2 separate regions of the Homo sapiens genome follow, and region 1 is linked to region 2. Evidence: chromatin contacts called from ENCODE Hi-C or POLR2A ChIA-PET data. All regions are on one chromosome and are shown on one strand. Each heading gives the region's core, a stretch centred on a gene start or an enhancer-like site at or near the end of the contact. The rest is flanking DNA. Distances are from core to core; before and after follow the strand shown. Region 1 holds the start of MAP4 (microtubule associated protein 4). Region 2 holds the start of CDC25A (cell division cycle 25A).

What was found. A loop is a pair of places that touch in the nucleus more often than their neighbours do. ChIA-PET counts read pairs that join two places held with the same protein, here RNA polymerase II (POLR2A).
Region 1: a map with no recorded cell type shows a loop between it and region 2 (5-fold over the local background). The contact joins the promoter of MAP4 here to the promoter of CDC25A in region 2. A Hi-C loop is called at or near these places in 1 of 37 single-sample maps with no recorded cell type. POLR2A ChIA-PET finds 5 or more read pairs at or near these places in 1 of 52 experiments (activated naive CD4-positive, alpha-beta T cell).

Annotation. Positions count from the first base shown.
Region 1 is chr3:48,013,821-48,018,637 of GRCh38, forward strand. It overlaps MAP4 (microtubule associated protein 4), which reads right to left and starts at 2,596. Exons shown (of 21, transcript NM_001385682.1): 1 at 2,514-2,596.
Region 2 is chr3:48,185,260-48,190,189 of GRCh38, forward strand. CDC25A (cell division cycle 25A) reads right to left here and starts at 3,158. Exons shown (of 15, transcript NM_001789.3): 1 at 2,519-3,158; 2 at 1,444-1,520. The coding sequence starts at 2,688. RefSeq lists an enhancer at 2,243-2,871 and a silencer at 2,615-2,824.

The sequences.
Region 1 (4,817 bases), core at 1,346-3,845, 170 kb before region 2:
TCTGGCTAACATCAAAGGAGACTCAACACCACTCTGCCAGAAAATAAGCCCTGTATTATCTAACCAGGCACTAAGGGAACACACAGTTTTCAAGCACAGCACTTTGTATATCTGATCTTTCATTCTGATGACATGCCTGAAGTGAAACTATTAGTGAGCCGGGTTTTTTAAAATAGGTAAACTAAGGCAAGAGGCAACTACATGGCATGATGATAAAATACTCTCTTGACTACAATCTCACTATTAAGAGCTAGGTGCTCATAAACAGGAAATAAGGATATATGATGAGGCCACAGTACTTTGTTGTATGCTTTACTTTGGATAGTTCACAAACTCTGGAATTAATTACTGTACTAAAAATATTTTACAGGTCTATACAGATTAAACAGTGTTAATATCTAACTTAATTACACAGAAGTTCTGAAGAACCTTTTAAGCTCCATGAAGTCCTCCTGAAAATTTTAGGTCATTCGCATCTAGAGCCACTCACTCGGGGTCTGTGCTCATTCTGTCTGATGAGAAATTGGCAATCTGGTTTACCAATGGCCTGTTGCTGTCTCTGTCCTCTTCTATTCACCCCTTGAAAGGTGCTACTATGGGAGCTAAAATGCAGGGAAAAAACTCATGAAAAGCTAGAACAGAGCTTGGGCAAAATGGCAAAACCCCATCTCTACAAAAACATGTAAAAATTAGCCAGGCATGGTGGCACATGCCTGTAGTCCCTGCTACTCAGGAGGCTGAGGTGGGAGGACTGATTGAGCCCAGGAGGTTGAGGCTGCAGTGAGCCACTATTGCACCACTGCACTCCGGCGTGGGCAACAGAGTGAAACCCTGACTCAAAAAAAAAAAGCAAGAACAGAAGCCTGATTCCCACCATCATACTCACTTTTCCTAACCACTGTGTTAGGAAACCTTCATTTTACTGTGTCACATTAGCCAAATTTCTACCGACATTCATTTGCAGTAGCCAGCATTCTCTTTTTAAAAGTATAGAATCCTATTTCTTAATTTAAAAGTGGGTAAGAAAATGTACATCCCTGGAAAGACCATTGTTCATCCCAGAGATGGTTCTATTGAAGATGTCTGAGTTCTTGGTTCTGGTGTGAAAAAGGAAGAAAAATATTATGGCAACATGGGAACTTTCAGGGAATAAAGCAGATATAGATATGGTATCAAAGTAGGGAAAGGGTATACAGGCCCAGGAGCCCTAGGAGGCAAAAGAAAGGGAGTTAATACCATGCCAAAGACAAGCTTGCTATCTTTCAAAATATCGCCTCCTGTCAGTTTCAGCAGAAAGAAATAAACTTTCTTCTCAGTGACCTAGGCTACTTTGAGGCAAATCATTTTGAGTTCCAAACAACCCATTTAATAAACTTTAAATAATTATTACTAAAGGTAGGATACTGCTTATAATGCTCACTTATATTTTCTCTATAACTGATAGCCTGTCCTTTTTGGGTGGGTGGGGGCGGGGGCGGTTATGGACAAGACAAGGAACCATAAAGATATCTGGGTTAATGTTTTCTTTTATACGTTTGTTTTTGCATGACATTTAAATGACAGAGAATTCTAAAGCCAACACTAAGCTGCTATCCTAGGACATTAGTGAGAATGCTGTGGCCAAAATATAGTGCTCATTCCTCAGGCTTGAAAGGAACCCCACGTCGCCAGTGTGGGAGATCATTTATAATCTTGATGGATACAGGTATAGCCTGCTTCATAATAATTTAATATTCAACATCAGATTTTTTTTTAGTATGCCTAGCAGGTTTTTAGTTACTAATTAACTTTATTACCCAGATTTGTTTCTTACTGAACTTCTTTCAGAGGCCTGTTATACATCAAGCTGAACTTTGTCTGGCAGCTGTGCTGTTTTTAATTTATTTAACCACAAAACCTTGATTTATACTTTCAAGCAAAATGATATTTTACTTAAAAATAAATCTTTAGCAAGGATGTCTACAGGAATCAACTACCAACTTACACAGTTCACAGACACATATGATTCCTCAGACAAATCTGAATTTCTCCTGCTTCTCCTCCAAACCAGACTTGCAGATAGCAACAGACAACTGAGGAAGATCTTGACTATCCTGAGCAATAAACTACAACCCCCCTGAAGAATATATTAACTGTCCACCCCTAGGTTCCTCCCTACACAGTTCAAGGACAACAGCTGTGCTATTACAAACTGATGGAATTTCCAGGCTTGACAGGGTTCTGTTCGTAACCACCATTTGTCCTGTTCATCATAGGATTAGCAACAGCAGAGAGCCCTTGATTACTAGAATAGCTGAGGCCATCACACAGCTACATTCCTACATGAAAGAACACACTGATATAGGTTTAAAGAAGTTATATTTTACTTTCATGTAGTTACCAGAGTCCCCCCCACCCCCCATTTAAGGGAGCCCTGTTCTCTGGATATAAAAATACTGTATACACTTGCACACACATACTCACATACATAAAACCTTGCATCACAAAGTTAAAAGGCTACCTTGCTTACTTACAGGAACTATCCAGGCAGCTTGTGTTCAGTCCTGACTAAATGCATTTTGGATCAGGCACCTGCCTTCAACATTTCTGTCCAAATGAATTTCAATCTATTTCTCCAGGAAGAACACACCAGATACCTCCCACTGTTAGCCATGTGATACAGGCAGCATGATGTCTGAAGTCTGGTTACGGTTATGTAGGCCAAAATAAGAAATGACAATGACACAGCACTTACATTTCTGATATCACCAACCTTAAGAATGAATCTTCCATTTTATCTAAATTTTTTAAATGAGTAAAACTTTAAAAGATTCTTAATACCTAACCCCTCAAAATTTTGAAAAAGGAGCATTTTTTTTAAACTTTACATTTATCCCACTTCCTTCCTCTAACACAGGAAAACATTCAGAGTTAATCTATACCAATCCAAAAATTATTTCTAACCACATTCTAAAGGCATTTTTTTTTTTTTTGAGACAGGGTCTTGGCCTGTTGCCCAGGCTGGAGAATGCAGTGGCATGATCTCAGCTCACTACAACCTCCGCCTCCTGGGTTCAAGTGATTCTCCTAACTCAGCCTCCTGAGTAGCTGCGATTGCAGGCATGCACACCACCATGCCTGGCTAATTTTTGTATCTTCAGTAGAGACGAGGTTTCATCATGTTGGCCAGACTGGTCTCAAACTCCTGGCCTCAAGTGATCCACCCATCTTGGCCTCCCAAAGTGCTGGGATTACAGGCATGAGCCACCATGCCTGGCTCTAAAGGCTTACACCAGTTGAACTGATCTAGGATCCAATCCCCTCACTTTAATAGATGGAAAAAAAAATGAGAAATGGAAAAAACAAGTCACTTACAAATGAGGCTGAGACAAAGGATCGGCGAAAAGAGCCACAGAACACCAAAAACAGAAGCAGAGCGTGACAAAATAAGCAAAACCTTACAGTTTTGTAGTTTCTGCTTTTATCTAACACAATGACTTCGCTGTACTTCATATACCTTTTGAATTATACCTGCTTATACATACCTTTACCTACCTACTACTTATACCTACCTATCTTTTCTTCTGCAAGGAGGGAGGCAGGCAGGAAGAATCCTGAACATCAGGAAAACATTCCACCTGATCTTTAAAGGGACCCCAATGCCTAGATGTCTTTTTCTTTTTTCTTTTTTTTTTTTTTTGTAAATCCAAACTCTTACGTGTAATATCAAGGCTGACTGACAAGACTCAGTCCTATCACCCACCATAATCATCAGCAGCTTTCCATGTAGGGTCTCCCTACAATTTAGTCACATGGGACCATCTACCATCTTACATTATCACTGTACACCCTATGCTCATTTGCTCTCCAAACTTGAAGTTATCTTCTCTCCCTCCTCATTTGTGAAAGTCTTGAAATCAAGGTCCACATAAATTGTCTTACCACCTTTTCTGTGACTGCTTTTTAGAATCTTTCTCCCAGTAGTATTCAGAACTAATACATCATCTGTACTTGTAACAGTAGAGTCTGATCTATACTGTAGTTCAGTGGTCCCCAAACCTTTTGGCACCAGGGACAGGTTTCGTGGAAAACAATTTTTCCACAGATAGCAGGAGGGGTGAGAGGGAGGAGATGGTTTCGGGATGAAACTCTTCCACCTCCGATCATCAGTCATTAGATTCTCACAGGAGCATGCAACCTAGATCCATCGCATGTGCAGTTCACAATAGGGTTTGCGCTCCTATGATAATCTAAAACCACTGCTGATCTGACAGAAGGCAGAACTCAGGCACACTTATCGCAAAGTTAATGTAATGCTGTTCACCTGCTGCTCACCTCCTGCCGTGCAGCCCAGTTCCTAACTGGCCATGGACTGGTACCAATCTACAGACCGAGGGTTGGGGACCCCCCACTGTAGTTAGTTGTATATACCAGCTCCTGTAAACTGCTGGGTCCCAGAAGAGAGGACCACATCAAAGTGATGTGCACACCTTCTCTGTTCCTAGTAGACTACAGAGGAGACAGGCCAAAATGATAAAAACCAACAAAACAAGGGGCTAAAAACACATTTCTAAAATGACACGATGAAAGTTATTAGAAATTGAATCTAATTTGAAATTAATCAGAAGTTCCAAAATTACAAAAACTCTTCACAACTAGAAAAAGAATAAACAGATTCAAGGCTGAAAGGTTATCACCAATTACAAATATTCACCTTGGCTAGGTGTGGTGGCTCATGCTTGTAATCCCAGCACTCAGCACTTTGGGAGGCTGAGGTGGGTGGATTATGAGGTCAAGAGATTGAGACCATCCTGGCCAACAAGGTGAAACCCCTCTCT
Region 2 (4,930 bases), core at 1,908-4,407:
AAAAAATTAGTTGGGTGTGGTGGCACGTGTCTGTAGTCCCAGCTACTTGGGGAGGCTGGAGTGGGAGGTTCGCTTGAGCTCGGAAAGTTGAAGCTACAGTGAACCCTGATTGTGCCACTGTACACCAGCCTGAGACCTGGAAAACAGAGCAAGACCCTGTCTCAAAAAAAAAAAAAAAAAAAGGCCAGGTGCAGTAGCTCACCCCTGTAATCTCAGCACTTTGGGAGGTCGAAGTGGGTGGATCACCTGAGATCAGAAGTTTGAGACCCACACCTGTAATTCCAGCTACTAGGGAAGCTGAGGCAGAAGAATTCTCTAAATCTGGGAGGCAGAGTTGCCTGGGTGACAGAGTTGAGACCTTGTCTCAAAATGAAAAAGAAAAATACAACTACTGGTCATGACATGCAAGGCAAGCACTTGCTGCCTTTAACAAAATGACACCAAGGTGTCCATCTCACAAAAGGCAGCAGGGTGAAGGAGACACTGTTCAGCATTACTAATATGCCAGCTCAGATGACGCAGACCCACCCACCCATAGCTCATGTGTCTATACAGCCTTATGGAAAGTGAGGTGTTACAGCCCTTGCTCACCACACTGCTACAAGTGATAATCCTATCCCCAGTTCTATATTAAATTACATTCTACATACAGAAGCCTACATTACATTTTAAGACTTGCTCTTGCAGTTCCTTTAACCTAAAGGATCTTTGCACCAATGGTCTTATCTGTACAAATACAGATAAACTCTGCAGTAATATGAATTCATGAAGAATGAAATGCACTGGCAATTTCCTCCATAGCAGCATCACTGAAATGATTTCATGACACTGTACTTCCAATCATTTGATCCTGTATTTTAACCAGTAAGATTGCCTGAATGCCACTTACAGTGGTATGGTGAATTATACTTTACTACCCATCCTTCAAGGGCAAGCACACACCACCTCCTTATAGACATTTGAAACCTATTTCCTTTCTTCATAAACAGCCACAAGGGCTCCTTTGTATTGTTCTCAATAATGTTTATCACCGGGCGCGGTGGCTCACGCTGTAATCCCAGCACTTTGGGAGGCCGAGGAAGGCGGATCACCTGAGGTTGTGAATTCGAGACCAGGCTGACCAACATGAAGAAACCCTGTCTCTACTAAAAAATACAAAATTAGCCGGGTGTGGTGGTGCATGCCTGTAATCCCAGCTACTCGGGAGGCTGAGGCAGGAGAATCACTTGAACCCGGGAGGTGGAGGTTACAGTGAGCTGAGATCATGCCATTGCACTCCAGCCTGGGCGACAAGAGCGAAACTCTGTCTCAAAAAAAAAAAAAAAAAAGTTTATCACCCAATGCCATGACTTCCTCAAGTTCTCACCAAAACTAACCTCCTGGGTGAAAAGGCATGTTTCAGGAAATTCAGAGTATTGCTCCCCACACAGCAGACTTAAATACCTGAATCTGTTGACTCGGAGGAGCCCATTCTCTGCAGATTACTGTTGTTCTTCACCTCCAGTGGTTGCTCATAATCACTGAAACCAACAGAAATAAACCATGAATGATTTATAGGATATAATTAAAAGGTCACATGCAGGAGATAGGCCATGAGATTAAGAAGCAGCCAGGCTGCCAGAAACCATTTCTAGGCCACACCACAAGTGGCAAAGATCCCACTTTGCCACTCTGAACACCCAATTAGCACTTGGGCAAAGGAGAAAAAAGGAGTGGGTGGGCATGGCCTTGGACCACATTGCAGGTTATGATGGCTATGGCAAATGTTGGGGTATTTCCTAAAATAAAAGCATGTGTTCTAAGTACTGAGACAGAGTCGGGATGAAAGTTGAACAGGACACTTTCTGCTTTTCAGAAGTTGGGAAACGCACAAGACATGTGCTTAGCAAACGGGATGCCAGAGATTGAAGGGAAAGTAGCTCTTCCGCGGGAAACACCGTGGGATGCATTTTTTGCTATCAGGAAAAGCCCAGGAAGCTTTCTGAAAGTTGGGTAAAAAGACCTGGCCTTAGGAAAGCAGCAGAGTGGACATCAGGAATGTGCACAGGGCGAGGGACTGAGATGATTTTACATAAACGCCAGGAAAGAAAATGCCATGGTCCTTTGTTGAGAAGGAACAAAGATCACAGCAAACGAAGATCCTGAGGATGGTTTAGCAAAGGGTGAAAGTGAGTGCCTAGAAGAGCCTGATTTTCCCCGCGGGGGTAGATTCCAAAGAGCTTCCAGGGATAGAGATAGAAGGAGAGTACGGAGCAATCCGAAAGGGGTGAAGGTGGGCCTGGCTCGGGCTTAGGCCCAAGGATCTCCACCTCTTCCCCTGGAAGGTCCCGACGGCCTCTCCCGCCCAACATTCCGCCCGGGCGGGGGTGCACATGGCAGGCCCTAGCCCGGCTGTCCCCGAGCGGCGAACCCGGACGGACGGGTCTCGCCCTTCTCCCGGTCCGTTTCCTGGCCTGATCTCTCCGAGGCCGACACCGAGGCCAGGGGCCCGGAGCACCGCCCGCCGGTCTCTCCTTACCTGCCCAGACCCTGCAGCTGGTCCATAGTGACGGTCAGGTTGGTGACAGGCGACAGTCCCCCGGCGGCTGAAGCGCCAAATAGCGCCTTCACGACGGGCTGCGACGCGGGAGGGGGGCTGCAGGCGAAGAGCAGGCGGCGGCGGTGCGGGGGCTCCGGGCCCAGTTCCATGGCGGCGCCCGGCCTCGCAGAGCTCCCGCTCCCTCTTCCTCTGCCTCCGCCGCGACCGCCCCGCCCCGCCGACACCGGCCTCGGCCGCGCGCCACCGGCGCCCGCGGGTCAAACACAAACACGACTCCGCGGTTCAGGGACGCGGCTGCCGCGGGCAAGCGGCGCGGCCGGGCGGGTGTGCGGACCCTCCAGGCGCCAGCCACCAGCCACAGGCACGGGTGCTTCCCTCTCACACCGCGAGGCCAGCGGGCGGGCGGGCGCCGGCAACCTGAAGATTAAATCCAAACAAACGTGGCGGGTCGGCAAGAGAAGCCGGGCGAGAGCCTCGAGGCAACGGCCCAGGCTCACGCTGTCTTCGCTGTTCTCCCACCCGCTTGCCCAGCTCCGGGTAGCAGAAAACCAAGCCGACCTACACCTCTTACCCAGGCTGTCGCAGCCAGGCCGGCCTTTCGCGGTAATAGCGGCTCAGTGGGGCCAGCTGCTGCCCCGCCCCCCTTTCCTAGTTGGCGCCAAACGGAATCCACCAATCAGTAAGCAACTTCTCCTCCTCTCAACCGAATGGCAGCTAGGCTGGGCCAATGAGAGGGGAAGAAGAAAGCGGCTCGCGGGACTCTGCCAGGTCATCGGCTCTCAGAAGGGGGCGGAGCCCAGAGCAGAAGAGCGGGGATCAAAATGAGAGGGGGAGCAGAGGTCAATGAAAACTCCCAGCAGAACCTGCGAGGCGCTGCTCGCGGCTGAAAGGCCCCTTTGCCCCGTCGCATGCTGGGAAGCGTAGTTCCCATCGCGAGCTGCCGTCCAGTTAGCTTCGGCCCCCTTTGGGCCTCCGCTACCTCGCCCCCAGCCGGGCGCCCCACACTCTGAGGCAATGTGGAGGCTAAGGAAGACCTGTGGAGGTCTGGCCGGATCCAGCCTTGGCTCGGCCTCTAACCGTGCAGTATTGTGGACCCCTTTCTTCCGCCCCGGGCCTCCAGGCCCCATTTTATAATGAGGGAGGGAATGCAATGACCCCCAGGACTGGACTCGACCACCAGGGCCCAACTCTGGAGGGCTCACAGACCCTGGGTGCTGCTGGCCTCATGGGATTTGAACCCCGCAGTACAACCTGTGCTGTGGGCCTCAGCATTTTTTGCTCACTTCCATTCTAGCCCTTATTGGATGCTCTTAGAATCATTTCTTTCTTTCCCACCACTTCTTAGCCCCCTGGGAGCTCCTAGAGAGAAATAACAGCAAACACAATAATAGCAAATAATAGCTAAAGTTTACATAATGCTTATGCACTTGACACTGTTCCCAGTGTGTTAATCTGTATTAATTCATTTAATCTTTACAACTCTGTGACATAGGAATTATCCCCATTTTCTAAGTGGGCATATTTACTTTTACAGCGCCGAACCTGTGGCAGCTCCTAGACGGATTTTGAGGGCCATAAGTGCATGATTTAATTGCAACCTACTGCTGGGCTTAGTGGCTCACGCCTATCATCCCAGCACTTTGGGAGGGCGAGGTGGGAGGATTGCCTGAGCCCACGAATTTGAGACCAGCCTGGGCAACAAAGTGAGACACCCCCTGCCCCCCACTCAAAAAAAAAAAACCCTACAGTTTGAAAAGCCATGCTGGACAGGTGGAAACCCCAAACCTTTGGCCCCAACACCAGACCCTTCACAGTGAGGAACCTCTCTCTCAGGATTCATCTCCTTTTCTGTGCACCAGTGCTCCACCACCCAGGAACCTCCCTTCCCTCCAGAAACCCCAGGCTATTTAGGCCTCTCTGCACAGTTCACATGGTCTGTGGTCCCACTGTTTCAAATAGTTCTCCCTGTCGTATCTCTGAATACTTTCCTCTCCTCCTGTGTTTTATGTGGTTTAATACTTGGCTCAACAGGCCGGGAGCGGTGGCTCACGCCTGTAATCCCAGCACTTTGGGAGACCGAGGCGGGCGGATCACGGGGTCAGGAGATCGAGACCATCCTGGCTAACATGGTGAAACCCCGGCTCTACTAAAAATACAAAAAATTACCGGGCGTGGTGGCGGGCGCCTGTAGTCCCAGCTACTCGGGAGGCTGAGGCAGAAGAATGGCTGAACTCGGGAGGCGGAGCTTGCAGTGAGCCAAGACCGAGCCACTGCACTCCAGCCTGGGCAACAGAGCGAGACTCCGTCTCAAAAAACAAAAACAAAACTTGGCTCAACATTCCTGTTACTGCATTCATTCATTCAACATATGTTTATTTAAGGATTACTAGA